Linked DNA regions of Homo sapiens: region 2 is linked to region 1. A link is a loop called in an ENCODE intact Hi-C map of the cell type or tissue named here. Cell type or tissue: psoas muscle. All regions are shown on one strand. Each heading gives the region's core, and the rest is flanking DNA. Links, peaks and the distances in the headings are about the cores only. Region 1 overlaps TM4SF4 (transmembrane 4 L six family member 4). Region 2 overlaps TM4SF18-AS1 (TM4SF18 antisense RNA 1).

Region 1 (2,805 bases), core at 40-2,539:
CAGGTACCATCAGATCCCAGCTGTCTCCACACATGGTGTGTCCTGGGGTCATGTAGGTGCTTATGTTGGCCAAAGCATGTCCTTAGGGCATGGACATTCCTCCTTAGTAAGGAGGAATAGAGATTACCTGAAGTGTTTTTTCTTCTTAAAAATTAATATCCTCTATTTTTTGCCTGTGCTAGGCTTGGGAAGGGAGTGGGGGAAGTGGCAGTCAGAAACTTAACTTGCAGTAGCCCCAGTTTCCTCATTTATAAAATGAGGAGTTTAATGCTGAATTCACAGGGTTATTGTGAGGATTGAGTGTGATAAATATGGAAGCCCGTTTCCTCTCCTAGGTGTTCACTTACTTCATCCATCCAGCAAGTACTTATTGAGGATCTATGTGTCCTCCATACCCTAGGCACTTAGTTGGTACTTCCCTTACACCAAATGCTTGCAAAATCTTCCCCTAGAACTTACAACATCCTTATGAGAGACAGTAACTGCCAGGATCCATTTTGTAGCAGAGGATTTTGAAGCATAGAAAATATTTACTGAAGATGCCGGCGTGGTGGCTCACTACTGTAATCCCAGCACTTTGGGAGGCTAAGGCAGGCAGATCAAGAGGTCAGAAGTTTGAGACCAGCCTGGCCAACATAGTGAAATGCAGTCTCTACTAAAAATACAAAAAATTAGCTGGGCGTGGTGGCCGGCGCCTGTAATCCCAGCTACCCGGGAGGCTGAGACAGGAGAATCGCGTGAATCCAGGAGGCGGAGGTTGCAGCGAGCCGAGATCGCGCCAACCTCTTGCACACCAGCCCGGGCAACAGTGCAAGACTCTGTCTCAAAATATAAATAAATAAAAATAAAATAAAATATGTAGAAGTAGAATAAAAATAGGAGCTTAGGGAGAAAACATCTGGAAAAAAGAAGAAATAAAATTCCATACTTTATTTTTTTTTCTTTCAATATATTCCATTTCTCTAAAGGAAATGTCTTTCTAAAATATTCCTCAAGTTGGCTGTCATTCCAAGGAATGAGGAGGTAGATTAGGGATGCTTTTGGCCTGCAGGACCTCTGCAAGAGGGAGTCCCCAGAAACGCTCACTCAGGAGGTGTCTCTAGGGGGCACTGATGAGCCAGGCACGGGAAGAAGTGCTGACCACAACACACAGACCGCATTAGGACCTGACCAAGACCTTTCTTCAAAACAGGGAGGTTGATCATCTGGCCCTGCCTGTGGGTGGGGCGGGCCTTGATCTATCTAATATGCTTTAAGGATGGTGAAATACATGCCTACCCAACACATATCCTCATCAGTCTACCTTTGGTCTCATTATTAAAGACACTCCTTTGAGTCAAATCCAAGATTTACAAAAGGCTCTTAATAAAATACGTACTTAACATAAACGAGTTGACAAAATTAATTTGCTCCCCCACTGCGCCCCAAGAGATCCATTTTTTAGAAGGATTAGAGGGCAAGAGATGCTGACCAGCCACCGACATGCTGCCAAGAAGCCACTGGGAATCTCGGGTTTGGGAGGAAGAAGCTGTGACCTGAAAACAAACCCAGGCCGGGGTTCTTACTATTTTTGCTCCAGGGCTCACTTTTCCCGGCTCTCCTTTAGCCTAATTTATTTGAAAGAGCGCAGGCCTTTGGAGCTCAGCTTCAGTCTTGCTCTGCCTCAGAGGAGAGCCATTTTCTCGGCTTTACCAAGAAACTATGAATCAGGTGATCCAAGATTCTTTCCAGCTTATTGTCTTGCTTTATCTCTGCAGCCACCACATCCTGCTTCTCCTATCTCCTACTTGGTTTTGCTACCCGAGGAAAGGGAAGAGAATGGTGCAGTTGGCCTCTGGGGAATGTTCCAGAAAGATATAATGCAGATGAGAGAAGAGAGAGAGGAACCGGGAAAATAAATGACAGAAAGCAGACTGTAGAGAGGACAGAGGATTCAGCCCAGCAGCTGGTGGCCCAGTCTGTGTCTGCCTCACAGGCCTTTCCACCTGCAGGGCTTCCTATGCAATGCTCCCTATTGCAGTGCTCCACAGAAGCCCCGTGTCCCCGAAGGAGCTGGGGCCTGGAGGGGAATGCGTGAGCCTTTGGAAAATAATTCAGAACTTCAGCAGTTTAGTTCTCCCCAAATTAGTCTGCAGTTTTTGCTTCTTGTCTGACAAAATGCAAATACCTCATTTTGGAGAAATGATTAGCCAGGTGAGGTGGTGAGCACCTGTAGCACCAGCTACTCAGGAGGCTGAGTGGGGAGGATTGCTTGAGTTCAGGAGTTCCAGAAGTTTGGGACCAACCTGGGCAACATAGTGAGACCCCCCAATAACCTCAAAAAAAAAAAAAAGAAAAGAAAAGAAAAAGAAATGATTATTGTTTGATGCTCCAAAGCCTTAGAACATAACATTAAGCAAACAAGAGTCTGAAGCAGGGGGCATGAGCTCAATGGTCTTAGGGGCAGGGAAGGGACCCTAACTGAGTAGAGCAGCCAGGGTGGGCCCTGTGGAGCTCAGCCAGGCCCAGTGAAGGGTGCTGTTGTGCCAAAATGCAGGCTAGGGGTGCCAGATTAATTTTTTATTTCTTGGGGAAAAAATGTTCTCTCTCTGAATTTTTAAAAATTGGGAGCTGATTAAAAAACAGAACAATCGGCCAGGCGCAGTGGCTCACGCCTGTAATCCCAGCACTTTGGGAGGTTAAGGCAGGCAGATCACCTGAGGTCAGGAGTTCGAGACCAGCCTGGCCAACATGGTGAAACCCCGTCTCTAACAAAAATACAAAAAAAATTAGCCGAGCATGGTGGCAAGCACTTGTAATCCCAGC
Region 2 (2,805 bases), core at 104-2,603, 190 kb after region 1:
TAGAAGACAGTAGTCCTGCCACATTATGTGGGATATAAACGGTTAAGTTATTCCCCGTGGTTAACTTATTAGCCTCTGGTACCAGCAAGGCTATTGCTGTGAATGCCCAGAGTCAGGCTAGCCATCATGTGGCTACCAAATCAAGCTCCTTACTCAGGTAGCCTACATGCTGCTGGGCTGAACTCCAGGTCTGTGTTAGAACTCCCAGTGCCATTACTTTTCTCTGATACATAAAGCTTAAATGTTTTCCCTATGGGGAGACTTAGGGCTGGTGCCTTAAGCAAGGCTTGTTTTAGTTGGTCAAAGGCCTTTTTAGCCTCTGGTTCCCAAATTAGACAGTGAGATTTAGCTGTCTGAGTCTCCTTTATTAGGTGAAATAGGGACAAGCTATTTCACTGTACCCAGGTATCCATGGTCTGCAGAATCCTGTAATGTGTAAGAATTCCCTCAGTTTCTTGAGGGTTTTAGGGAAGGGAAAGGAGGAGATGGGCTTAATCCTCTCTTTGTCCAATGCCCTGGCCCTCTCTGACAAAGCCAGACCTAGGTATTTCACTGAAGTCTGAGATACCTGAGCATTAGATTTTGAAACCTTATATCCTCTGTTAGTCAGAAAGTTAAGAAGGGCCTTACTGCCCTCCTAAGAGATTTCCTCAGTTGGAGCGCAGAGAAGGTCATCCATGTATTGTAAAACTTTAACCTGAGGATAAAGGAATTCAGAGAGGTCTCTCAATAATGCCTGGCCAAACAAGGTGGGGCTGTCTCGGAACCCCTGAGGTAACAGTGTTCTGGGTGGTTTGGTTAGAGGGATCCTTAAATGCAAACAAACACTAGGAGTCAGTGTGTAAAGGTGTGCAGAAGAAGGTATCCTTTAGTTCCAGAACTGTGAACCATTTAGTCCCCTCAGGTATTTGAATTAGTGGGGTATATGGATTGGTAACCACTGGATGTATTGGAACCACAGCCTCATTAACAAGGTGGAGGTCCTGAACTAGTCTTCATCCTTGTTGGGTTTTTGTACCCCCAATATTGGGGTATTACAAGAGCTGTTGCAGGGTTTGAGGAGGCTCTACATCTTCAAGTCATCAATGATGGCTTCTAGTCCTTTCCTAACTTCTGGTTTCAGGGAATATTGTTTCTGGTTAGGAAAGGAGGTGGGATCTTTAAGATGAACCCAGACCAATATGTCAGGTGTGGCTCAGCCAATCTTCCTTCAAGTTGCCCAAACTTCTGAGTTAATATCAGTCTCCACTAGGGGGAGACAACGAGTTTGCCCAGGGGCCATCAGGATGGTGGTCCCTATACAGGCCAGAATATCCCTGCCCAACAGAGGAGTTTGGCTTTCAGGCATAATTAGAAAAGCATGGGTGAACAAAATGTCTCCCCAGCTACAACTAAGGGGTTGGGGATAATATCGGGTTAAAGTCCTCCCTGAGACACACTTCATGATTGTGCTAAGAGAGCAGAAGGGCCCAGGACTGGAGGGGAGAACTCAAGAGACCAGCCCTGGTGTCCAAAAATTTCCTCCCTTCAATTTCCAGAATTACCTGGGGCTCCTGGATGGTAATGATGGTCTGGACCACTGGAGCCAGGGAAAGGAGACCCAGGACCCATCAGTCCTGCTGCTGGATCATGTAGATTGGTTCTGAACCTGGTGACCAGCATCCCCAGGGACAGTCCACCCTCCAATGGTCCCCATTGCAGATTGGACAGGGTTGAGGTGGCTTCCTCGTGCTGCCTGGGTAATCCTTCTTGAAATGCCCTGGCTTGCCACATCTGTAGCAGTTAACAGGTGCACCCTGGGAATTCTGGGGTTTGTGGGCTTGCATGGTGGCTATTGAAGCCTCTGTATCTTTCCAGTAATTCCTCTGTCTCTCCTGGGCCTCCATATCTCTATCATAAGAGACCAGGGTGGCTACTAAAGTACTATCTACCAAGGGTCTCCAAAGTACTATCTGGTCCCAGGGCCCATTTCTGCAACTTCTTCCTGATATCAGGAGCTGCCTGGATAATAAATTTATCCCTTAGGATTAGTTGTCCCTCAACAGAATCAGGAGATAGAGAGGTGTGCTTTACCAAGGCCTCTCTTAGCCTTTCCAGGAAGGCAGTGGGATTTTCATCAAATCTCTGGTCAATCATGGATTACTTAGTATAATTGAGAGGCTTGCTCCTAGTCTTACAAGCCCTCCATTATACACACCTGAAAGTGCCTCTTCTTCTAGTCTCCCATTTCATCATTGGGATCCCATCCAGTGTCATCCATTGGTACTGCTTCTCTTCCAGTTGGATAATGTTCATCCCCTTTCTGACACTATATATGATACAAAGCTCATCCCCAGATCTCTCTGCTGCTTGCAGAGTGGCCTGCTTCTCAGTGTCCATTAGGGCCTGATTCAAAAGTAAAGTAACGTCTCTCCAGGAGAATTCAAATACTTGGGTGAAATTCTGGAAAGCCTCTATATATCTGCCAGGGTTATCTGAAAACTTGCCAAGATCCCCCCTTAATTTGCTTTAAGTCCAGTAGAGAGAAGGGGACCTGAACCTTACTGAGGTCAGATTCAACAGGCATCTGTTGGAGGGGCAAGATTGAGACTGGGGCTTGTCTAGGGTGAGGATTTCTAGGAGGGAGCAAGTGAGAAGCTGAAGCTGGATAGGGAGGTTGGGTGGACCCAGAGGAGCAGGGCTGGAGGGAGCTGGCTCCCCTGCTCTAGGATTTGTATCTTTAGTTCTCTCGGCTTGCCCCTTGCAGCCTTTCCTGAGATGGCAAACAGCAGGCCTGGACCAATCTTACACTGTCAGCAAAAGTCT

What was found. Peaks named below come from ENCODE experiments on the same cell type or tissue, not always from the same donor. Only the 100,000 strongest peaks of a DNase experiment are listed, where the experiment ranks them.
Region 2: a loop joins it to region 1, with 2.1 times the contacts of the local background. A loop is called at or near these places in 5 of 110 quality-filtered maps.

What each region holds. Positions count from the first base shown.
Region 1 is chr3:149,478,894-149,481,698 of GRCh38, reverse strand. All of the region lies in intron 2 of TM4SF4 (transmembrane 4 L six family member 4), which reads right to left. Among named protein-coding and RNA genes, the nearest start is that of TM4SF4, 5.6 kb to the right of the region's middle. RefSeq lists an enhancer at 1,003-1,297. In psoas muscle, for the core only: a CTCF peak has its summit at 1,097 (motif pointing right); a DNase peak (open chromatin) is centred at 1,118; H3K27ac peaks cover 1,095 bases.
Region 2 is chr3:149,289,826-149,292,630 of GRCh38, reverse strand. All of the region lies in intron 1 of TM4SF18-AS1 (TM4SF18 antisense RNA 1), which reads right to left. Among named protein-coding and RNA genes, the nearest start is that of TM4SF18-AS1, 6.4 kb to the right of the region's middle. In psoas muscle, for the core only: a CTCF peak has its summit at 1,248 (motif pointing right); no DNase peak of the experiment used is centred there.